Linked DNA regions of Homo sapiens: region 2 is linked to region 1. Evidence: read pairs that join two places in POLR2A ChIA-PET (ENCODE). Cell type or tissue: Panc1. All regions are shown on one strand. Links, peaks and the distances in the headings refer to the core of each region. The heading gives the core; the rest is flanking DNA. Region 1 overlaps TM4SF4 (transmembrane 4 L six family member 4). Region 2 overlaps WWTR1 (WW domain containing transcription regulator 1).

What was found. Peaks named below come from ENCODE experiments on the same cell type or tissue, not always from the same donor. Only the 100,000 strongest peaks of a DNase experiment are listed, where the experiment ranks them.
Region 2: POLR2A ChIA-PET joins it to region 1 with 6 read pairs; 4 of 35 experiments call an interaction of 5 or more read pairs at or near these places.

The regions. Positions count from the first base shown.
Region 1 is chr3:149,499,057-149,504,441 of GRCh38, forward strand. It overlaps TM4SF4 (transmembrane 4 L six family member 4), which reads left to right. Exons shown (of 5, transcript NM_004617.4): 5 at 3,620-4,338. The coding sequence ends at 3,637. Among named protein-coding and RNA genes, the nearest start is that of TM4SF4, 27 kb to the left of the region's middle. RefSeq lists a silencer at 2,666-2,960. In Panc1, for the core only: no CTCF peak of the experiment used is centred there; a DNase peak (open chromatin) is centred at 2,755; H3K27ac peaks cover 5,000 bases.
Region 2 is chr3:149,594,394-149,599,778 of GRCh38, forward strand. All of the region lies in intron 2 of WWTR1 (WW domain containing transcription regulator 1), which reads right to left. Among named protein-coding and RNA genes, the nearest start is that of WWTR1-IT1, 55 kb to the right of the region's middle. In Panc1, for the core only: no CTCF peak of the experiment used is centred there; no DNase peak of the experiment used is centred there; H3K4me3 peaks cover 549 bases; H3K27ac peaks cover 5,000 bases.

The DNA of each region.
Region 1 (5,385 bases), core at 256-5,255:
AGCCCAGTCAGCCCTGTCTGTCAGCTCATGGAGACAGACACATTGCATTACTGGAACCCAGAGCATGTTAAAACACCCAGGCTGAAGTTGGCCATAATTTTCAGCCTCACATCCAGTTGACCGTAGTTCTAGAGACAAAGGACTCTGTCTATATATAAACATTTACAATGATGTTTATATGAAGATCCACCTGAAGTGAGCATTTGTCATATGGGTACAGTGTCAGCGATAGTACATCACGGTCTGGGCTGGCATGTTCTCACTTCCTCAGATGAACAGAACATACCAATGCAAAACCTATATTTGATATGATTTCTGATACAGAAAAAGAGGTAGTTCTTATATGGGAAGAAAAAAGGGAAATCACTCAGGCTTTAGTCTCTAAATAATATTGTAAAATACCAACAACAAATTACTAAAAATAAAAACAGACTTGCAGACAGTAAGACAGTCTGATTATTTCAACTAATACCCAAATCAAATTAGGCAATTATTCACACACATACACAAAGTTATTACAAGCACAGATTGATGTATGAAGAAAAAAATAAAACTTGAGGGTTCCCTAACTGGGGGATTATGTAAATATATGTAAATAAAGGTCTATTCACTTAATATTATGGTAAAACTTTAAAAGACTCAAATTATTTTATTTAAATTTTAAATAAGAAGGTCAAGCATAGTGGCACATGCCTGTAGCTCCAGCTACTCAGGAGACTGAGGCACGAGAATCACTTGAATCTGGGAGGCAGAGGTTGCAGTGAGCCGAGATCTCACCACCGCACTCCAGTCTGTGTGACAGAGTGAGACCCTGTCTCAATAAATAAATAAATAAATACATTTATTTTAAATAAGCATTACATGTATATAACTCAAAAACTAAATATGTACATGTATACACACACAGAGAAATATATAAAGGTATTCAGTTGGAAAGTCTCCCTCCGGCCTTTGTCTTCTATCCAGCCAGTTCCCTCCAATCTCCTCACCTAGGTAAGGTTACCTAATTTCTTATATAGCTTGTCACAGTATCTCTTTTTATTATTTTATTCTCCCTATCTTAAAAGAATGTTTCCCCCAAAATTGCAGTAATATTGAAAATCCTTATGAGATACTGTTATTAGCAGGATACAAAAATTGTACTTAATATACAATTATACAAGGAGGAAAAAACAAAATTCTGTGAATAGAAAAATAAAACAAAAAACTAAAGGAAATCCAACCAAAAGTTAAATAATCATTATTTCTAGGTAAGAAGACTGACTTTTTTCCTTTAATCTAGCCTATAGTATTAAAAAATTTTAATAATTATATATTACTTTTTTCAATGAAAAATATAAATAAGTCCCCCAAATCAGCAGTAAAATGTGTGTATTACAAATAAATTTCACTGTGTATTGCATTTTTATTCTACAAATTTTCAGTTCTACTGTATTGTATTCAAATGTTTTGGTCTTTAAACATACTAGAGAGGAAAAGCAACTACCAACTAGTAATCCACCAAAATTATTTTTATGATAGTGATTGAAAATATTGAGCATTTATATCTTGTAATTCATCCAAAGTGAATGAATGTTTGCTAAATTATATATTGAAGTTTCAGTTTCTACATATTTTAGCTGGGTGGTAAATTTTCTTTGCAAGATTTATTGAAAATATGATTACTTTGGCTGGACATGGTGGCTCATGTCTGTAATCCCAGCACTTTGGGAGGCCAAGGCAAGAAGATCACTTGAACCCAAAAGTTCAAGACCAGCTTTGAACTGGTCTTGACCATGGCAACATGGTGAAACCCCATCTCTACTAAAAATACAAAAAATTAACCAGATGTGGTGGCATGCACCTGTAGTCCCAGCTACTCAGGAGGCTGAGCTGGGAGCATCAGCTGAGCCCACGATGCTGAGGCTGCATGAGCTGAGATCTTGCCCCTGCACTGCACCCTGGATAACAGAACAAGACCTTTCCAAAAAAAAAAAAAAAAGAGAGAGAGAGAAAGAAAGAAAGAAAATATGATTACTCTTTGAATTGTTGATAATACTTTGCTAAATCTGAGAATTATCTCTCAATTTAAAAACACATTCATAGGTGTCAGCACGTTGGTTCCTTTTAGTGAGTTTCATTTATTTGGATACCATATTTTGGAGAACTTAATAACTGAGTCACTCGATAGGTTGAAAGACAGTAGATGGACTCCATGGTTATCAGTGCATGGGCACCAGAGACTCACAGAGGGTGAATGTACACACAAGAATTGTCCATTTTTTTCCCTTCCTTTCTTCCTCCCTCCCTTCATCTCTCCTCTCTGTCTCTCTCCCCACTCCTCCTCCAACTTTCTATTTTGAAAACTTCAAATCTACATAAAGTTGAAGGAATGGTGCAATGAACACCTGTATACTTTCACCCATGTTCACAAAATTCTTAATATTTTCTCACCCTCTCTGTTTCTGGACTCTTGGAAAGTAATTTTTGGACATCACAAAGTTTCACTACTAAATATTTCAGTGCACAAGAGCTGCAGTTTTAAAGTCAGTCTGCTGAAGATTCCTTTCTCTTGGGCAGCTGGCCTCTCATGGGGCTGGTCAGCATTCCTGCCCCAGTAGGACACTGAGGAAAGACTTGGGCTCTCAGCCTAGTTCCACAGCTTACTAGCTGAGTGACTCCAGCAAGCTGACTAACTTCTCATAGTCTCAGTTATTCCAACTGCCTCTTGCCTAACTTATGGAGAGAGTGTAAGATCAACATCTATCCATTCAGGCGGAAAGTATTTACTGAGAGCTTCCTGAGCCTGGCACAGTCCTTAAATGAAGTGGTAGTTGGGAATGTGCCTTAAAATACATGCTATGAGACCTGGTTTGAATGTCAGCTGTGTGGTCTTGGCCCAGTCAGTAGCCCTCAACTGCTCCTTGTCTGTAAAATGTGGCTATTAATACCTACTCCTACGGTTGTCAATGGAGTGCCTAGTACAGGGTGACAAGCATGAATTCATTTGAATCCTTAGAAGGCTCAGTAAATGGCATTGAATGTTATTTACTAACCTTATGAAAGTCAGTGAGGTAGCATAGCTTCAAGTTTCCTTTAACACAATCTCTGGGTTCTGCCTCCCTGGTTCAAATCCCAGCTCTCCTACTTGTTAGTGGTGGCTTTCCACATAGCACTTGGTCTCTCAGCACCTCTTACCAAATTATTTTTTTAAATAAATGATGCATATTGTATACAATGTATTCTCCTCAGGTGATGGGTGCACTGCAGTTTCAGAATTCATCAGTACCTAATTCATCATCCACAGAACCAACAACCACTTGTACCCCAAAAGCTATTGAAATTTAAAAAAATTAAAAACAAAATAAAACAAAAATAAATAAATAAAATGTAACTTCCTTGAGGACTAAATAAATAAATACATGATGCAAAACAAAATGAAGCTTCCATTCCTATAACCTCAACACAGGTGGGTGCCAGAGTAAAGCCCTGAAACAAAGCCAGAAAAGTATAGGAAACATTCAATAGGCAACCATTAAGAGCCAGGAGGAAGGCAGGTGATGGGGATGGGAAGGAGGGGAAAAGCAAAAATTTACATAAATCATGACATCATAGTTAATTCACCTTTTCTACCTTCTAGGGAGATGGACCCGTTTAAACCTCCGAGATGAGCTGCTCAGACTCTACAGCATGACGACTACAATTTCTTTTCATAAAACTTCTTCTCTTCTTGGAATTATTAATTCCTATCTGCTTCCTAGCTGATAAAGCTTAGAAAAGGCAGTTATTCCTTCTTTCCAACCAGCTTTGCTCGAGTTAGAATTTTGTTATTTTCAAATAAAAAATAGTTTGGCCACTTAACAAATTTGATTTATAAATCTTTCAAATTAGTTCCTTTTTAGAATTTACCAACAGGTTCAAAGCATACTTTTCATGATTTTTTTATTACAAATGTAAAATGTATAAAGTCACATGTACTGCCATACTACTTCTTTGTATATAAAGATGTTTATATCTTTGGAAGTTTTACATAAATCAAAGGAAGAAAGCACATTTAAAATGAGAAACTAAGACCAATTTCTGTTTTTAAGAGGAAAAAGAATGATTGATGTATCCTAAGTATTGTTATTTGTTGTCTTTTTTTGCTGCCTTGCTTGAGTTGCTTGTGACTGATCTTTTGAGGCTGTCATCATGGCTAGGGTTCTTTTATGTATGTTAAATTAAAACCTGAATTCAGAGGTAACGTAACAAAGATTGTGTGTGTTTTAGGAGGGGGGACAAAACGTTGAATGAATAACAACTCATCTTTTCTACAAATGCTTCCTTTGATCAAACAAAAAAAAGTTTTTAAAAAATTGATTTAAGTAATAATTTTGTCAGCCTATTGCCCAGGGTTAAGGTAATAAGTATTAGTATTCTATGTGTCTTATTAAGACTAACTGGCTTTATGAGTCAGGCACTAACAGGGCATCAGATCCATTCTGTTGATTTGTGTTCAAACCCCAACTTCACCACAAACCAGCTTAGGGGTCCCGGGACAGTTATTTTCAAAGTCTCAGTTTCCCCATCTGTAAAAGGACACCTGAGAGACAACCAGTCATACTGGAAATTTTGAAGTTGCCAAGGGTGAAGCAAAGGCCTGTGTGCTGCCAACGTGACTGTGTGCAATAAGAAGGGTCTCAGGGAAGTCCAAGCCAGAAAGTCTCCCTTCTGCCCTTGCCAAGCTAATAGGCTGCACCACGTAGGTCAGGCACACTGAAAACTGGGTTTGTCAAAGCCATCAATAAAGTAATTAATGATCACCTACTGTGTGCTGGCCCCCGCGGGGCTAGGCACTGAAGATACAAAGAGTTACACGCTGTAGTTTTGCCCTCACTACAATGAGAACTCTATGAGATCAGGGATTGTGTCTGACATCTGAAACTTAATAGGCAGAGGCAAGAAAGGCAGATACACTGAAGATCTCGTTGCGGGAACTATACACACACACACACACACACACTCACACACACACACACGGTGTTTCGATTCAGTTTAGACCATTTGTTTTCAAACATGGCTGATCATCAAAATTACCTAGGAAATGTTCTGAAATTACAGATTTCTGAGCTACAGCCTAGACTCACTGCATTTGCAAATCGGGGCATGAGACATGGAAGTCTGTTTTTTTTGTCAGTCTTTTCTTTTCTTTTTTTTTTTTTTGTTGTTATTGTTTGTTTGTTTTGAGACAGAGTCTCGCTGTCTGTCACCCAGGCTGGCGTGCAGTGGCGCAGCCATGTTGGCTCACTGTGACCTCCGCCTCCTGGGCTCAAGAGATTCTCCTGCCTCAGCCTCCTGAGTAGCTGGGATTACAGGCACCCACCACCACGCCTGGCTAATTTTTGTATTTTTAGTAGAGACAGGGTT
Region 2 (5,385 bases), core at 325-5,324, 95 kb after region 1:
ACATCTGAGACCATTAGGAATATTTGAATATGTACTGGATATTAAATAATATTTTAAGAAATTATTGCTTCTATCCTGATAAGATACAATAAGAAATTCACAAAATCATTTATGCTGTATTTTTGTGAAAAATTTTAACCTAATTTAATCATAAAGAACCCATCGTGTGTGATAGTGGTCTAAAGTTTTTTTCAAAACAGGTTAAGACGAAAAACAAACAAAATGGTCAAGGGGAGAGACACTTTTTGAATCAGGAGAAACATAATTATTACTAAATGCAATATGTGAATCTGATTGGATCCTGCACTGGGGAAAACAGACACACACACAAACACACACACACCACACACACACACACAGAGCTACAAAAGACATTTTTGGAACAACTGGGGGAATTTGAATAAGGGCTAAATATTAGGTCATATTATTGTACTAAGGTTAATTTTCTTGGGTATAATAATAGAATTTGTTATGGTATAAAAGAATGTCTTATTCTTAGGAAATGCATTCTAAAGTACTTAGGGAAAATCTCATATTGCCTATAACCTCTTTTTTACTTTTTTTTTTTTTTTTTTTTTTTTTTTTTTGAGACGGAGTGTCGCTCTGTTGCCAGGCTGGAGTGCAGTGGCGCGATCTTGGCTCACTGCAACCTCTGCCTCCCAGGTTCAAGCGATTCTCCTGCCTCAGCCTCCCTAGTAGCTGGGACTACAGGCATGCACCACCACGCCCAGCTAATTTTAGTATTTACAGTAGAGACAGGGTTTCACCATGCTGCCCAGGACGGTCTCAATCTCTTAACCTCGTGATCCACTCACCTCGGCCTCCCAAAGTGCTGGGATTACAGGCATGAGCCACCGCGCCCAGCCTTGCCTATAACTTCTTTTGGAAAAAGGTTAACAATTGCTGAACCTAGATAAAGAGCAAACTCTCTTTCAACATTTTTTCAGGTTTGAAAATGTTCAAAAACAAAAGAAAAAAATAGGTTATTGTTGATTTTGTCACACATGTAAATAGTAATTTTGTTATGTAAGAAAATGTTCTTCTTTTTTAGAGGCAACTATTTAAGTATTTAGGAGTAAAATATCATATATTTTATTTGCTTGAAAATACTACTATTAAATAACATATTAAACAAATATACCAAATGTTAACAATTCTTAAATCTAGGCAAGGGGTATATGGTGGGTCATTACCCTATTACTCTCTCCTTGCATGTTTGACATTTTATTACATAAAATGTGATCAGATTTTTTTAACAATAAAATCCTTCCTACTTGGTTCAAGTTTCCAAAATGAACTGCAGTAGAATTCCTCCCAAATTAACATTCATATTATGGTTCAAATTTCTCCATAATTGGGCGAGGCGCGGTGGCCCATGCCTGTAATCCCTGCACTTTGGGAGGCCGAGGCAGGTGAACACCTGAAGTCAGGAGCTCGAGACCAGCCTGTCTAACATGGTGAAACCCCATCTCTACTAAAAATACAAAAATTACCCCAGGCATGGTGGCACGCACCTGTAATCCCAGCTACTCGGGAGGCTGAGGCAGGAGAATCGCTTGAACCCGGGAGGTGGAGGTTGCAGTGAGCAGAGATCACCACATCACTGCACTCCAGCCTGGGCAACATGGTGAGATTCCATCTCTCAAAAAAAAACAAAAACAAAAACAAAAAACCAAGTTCTCCATAAACTGGTATTGTCTTGGGAGACATTATTAGCTCAATGGACTCAAAATTCTTTGTACATAAAATCAAATAGCATATTTCCTTCTATCCTCCAGTTATAACAAAAATTACAGTAAAGGACAGTAAGTGTTCTAAGAGAAGTAGTGAAGTCTGTTCTGAAACTGAAAGTTGTTTGGATGTTTTCCAAAGACAAGCCATCATATTCCTGCCCTGCTCTCTCAGACCTGGCACTGATAACACAACAGCCTTCAGGAATTCATTTTTCTTCTGAATCATTCTCCACTGGGGAATTAGCCCTGGCATTTCTAATTCCCTTGCTGGGCACAAGCAAGCCCTGGCACCACAGCTTTCCCAGAGAAATCCCTCTGTAACCTGTTCCTCTGTCAGTGCACTGATTAAGTTAGAAAAGGTGAGCCCACTTCTCTGTGGCTCGCTGACCTCAGGACATGAGGAACTGTGGATTTGAATACACAAGGCAACAGCCGTAGTGCAGTGGATCTTCTAGTGGACCCGCCACTGGTACACATTTTCTTGACTCTGAGGACAGAGGCTGAAGAGCACTCAGAGCAGTACCTGGTGCCATCACTCAGACTTTGAAGCCATGTTGCATAACAGATAATGATGTGCGCAATGGCGAATCTTGTTTGAAGGTAAGATCTGCCGCTTACTAGCTGTGTGACTTTGGATAAGCTACTGTGCTTCTATTTCTCAGTTTCTACATCTATACAGTGGAGATATTGCACAGTGGTTAAGACGTCTGGAATCAGATTGTGTTCCAATAGTAGCTCCTACACTTTCTACTTAAATTAACTTGGGCAAATTACTTAATCTCTTGGTGCCTCCATTTTCTACCAATATCTATGACACACAAAGACCTTAGAACAAAACCTGGCAGATAGAAAACTATCAATAAATATTAGCTACCATTATGATTAGGACACAATGATCTACTCCATAAAGTTACCCTGAAATTAAAGTTAATAAAGCATGCAAAGCTCTTAACATGGTGCCTAGAACACATAATTGTTTAATAAATGTTAGCTATTGTGATTTGGCTTCACAATAACTGTTAGGTAAACAGTGCCAATATTAGTATTTTATTGATAAGGAAGCCAAGGATCAAAAAGACTCAGTGACTTTCCCTCTGTCGTATGCTGACAACAATGACTTTACTATTCCATGCTCATACTCTTCCTAAAATTCTCTATGCCTTAAGGATCCACTATAAAGAACAGAGAGAAACTAAAATAGGCCAGGAGCCTGTAATCCCAGCACTTTGGAATGCCAAGATGGGTGATAGATTGAGCCTAGAGGTTCGAGACCAGCCTGGGCAACATGGTGAAACCCCAGCTCTACAAAAAAAAAAAAAAAGAAGAAGAAGAAGAAGAAGGAAAAAAAAAAGAAAAAAAGAAAAATTATCTATCTAGGCGTGGCAGCGCACACCTGAAGTCCCAGTGCCTCGAGAGGCTGGGGTGGAAGGATCACCTGAGCTCAAGGGAGGGTGAGGCTGCTGTGAGCTGTGTGAGAGTGAGATCCTGTCTCAAAAAAAAATAAAATAAAGTAAAAAAGATAAACTAAAATAGCATTTGAAGATAGACTCATTAACATCAGCATAAGCATTCTGAAGCTAAGTTTAAAATATAAACTAGTAAATGATGAGACTGGGAAAGATGCTTGGAAGAAAAGCAAGGAGTCCAACCTTGGACACAAGTGCACTTTACTTCGTGCCACTGAAAGTGTAGGCCGAATCCTTTTTTTGTTTGGTTTGCTTGAATCACATTTTAAATGCACAAGAGAGGTCACCCTTTGAAAATTAATTCTGTGCAAATCTTTTTGGAATGATTATTTTTTAAAAGAAATAAGCTCCACCCTTTTATAAATGGGATTGTAGTTAAAGATTTTCTGTATCTGCTTCACTCAAAACAAGCAGCATCTGTACTCAAGTGCATGCCTGCAGGTGAGTGTTGTTGGTTAAGCTCAGGTGAACAGTGAAGGTCCCTGAATATGTGACAGGGCCTAACACAGGTGTTGGTGTTTGACCTACAATGTACCAGAAAAGCCGTAAAGGCAAACCCCCCAATAGATCCTTCACATTACCTGTCTCCTAGCAGCATGTCAAAAATCAGTGCAAACGTAACAGAAGAATGCCAAAGTCAAGAATACAACTGAGAACATCTTGAAGCTACGAATTAGTACTTGCCACCATCCAGCTGTTGGTTGCCTATAGATTATCAAGAATTTTACTTGTATCATTATCTCATTTAATACTCACAATAATCCTGGAAAAATTATTATCCCCATCTTATAAATGAGGAAACTGAGGCTCAAAAGTTTAAAAGACTTGCCTGAAGCTACATAGCTCATAAGTAAAAGAGTAGGAATTTGGACCCAAGTCTGACTGGCACTCAAGCCAAGCACTCTTGAAATTTTCTTTAATCTTCTTTCTAGTGTCTCCTAGTGTCTCCCAAATTGCTTGGATTACAGGCGTGAGCCACTGTGCCTGGCTGGTTTCTGTCTTTTTTCTAATGCATGTTTTTTCCATGGCTGTGACCATATTGTGGAAAATGCTGTATTCCATTTTTTTTTCATTTAACATCATAACAATATTCAAATGCCGTTAAAAACTTTCATCAACATCATAATTTAATTAACAATTCCTTACTGTTAGATATTTATATTTTTCTTTATTCATTACAAATAATGCTTCAACAAACATCCATAAGCATAAGCTTTTCTCAATGTTTTGAGTTATTTCTTTAGGCTAGAGCCCCAGAATCAGTACCACTGGGTCAAAGAGCATGAATGTTTTATCATTTGCTTATTTTTTTTAGAGTGAAAAAAGTACGGCCTTATTACTTGTAAGTCATTATATATGGATTTTTAAATTATTATTTGTACATAAGAACAATTTTAATGATATTTGCACTATCAAATTATCTTTAATTGGCCAACCAATTTTTATGACACACTGACATGTTTGGATTATATCAGTCCATAAGGTAAAGATTCCAAAATGGCAATGACCAAGGTCTACCATAGGCACCTTGGTTAGAAAGTATCACTCTGCATAGTACTGACTTGTAGATGAATAGCTGGATATTGGAAGGAAGATTTGATTCATGAAGGTTAATGGGCTGGGGAAAGCAATGGGTCCAATTAGCAAATGGATTGTTCTTGGACCTTCTGCTAGTCTCAAAAGGATAAGCTTATGGTTCCCATGGCCCATGGCAGAAAACACAGAACAAATAACCAGGTTAAACACTGAAGTTCAAAAGTTGGCCAGTAATGGTTGTCAAGGGCTGTGTCCAGGAAATCCCGCCAGACAGGCACTGTTTGCAAATGGCTGGGAAATATGGTCTGTTGCCATCAAAAACAGATGAAAAGCAGGATTTGGTTAAAAGAGTAAGTCTTTGCGCAAGCAAAACCTTTCCAAAATAAAGAAACAGTGTATAGCTGTTGCCAACTGACCTTGACTGAAAAGAGGGGCCAGTCCTGTACCAATGCTCATTATAACCAGTCTCAAACTACTTAAATGGTGTTGAGTGGAAATAAGACTTAATCAAGTGAAGAACCTGCCAGCTTTGACAGTGGTAATATCCCAAACTAAAATCCTCAAGAGTATCATTAAATCAAAAATTTTTTAAACTTAAAAGTAAAATACACCAAGGCAATAATATCTACTTTAGTATTAAGAGAAACTAC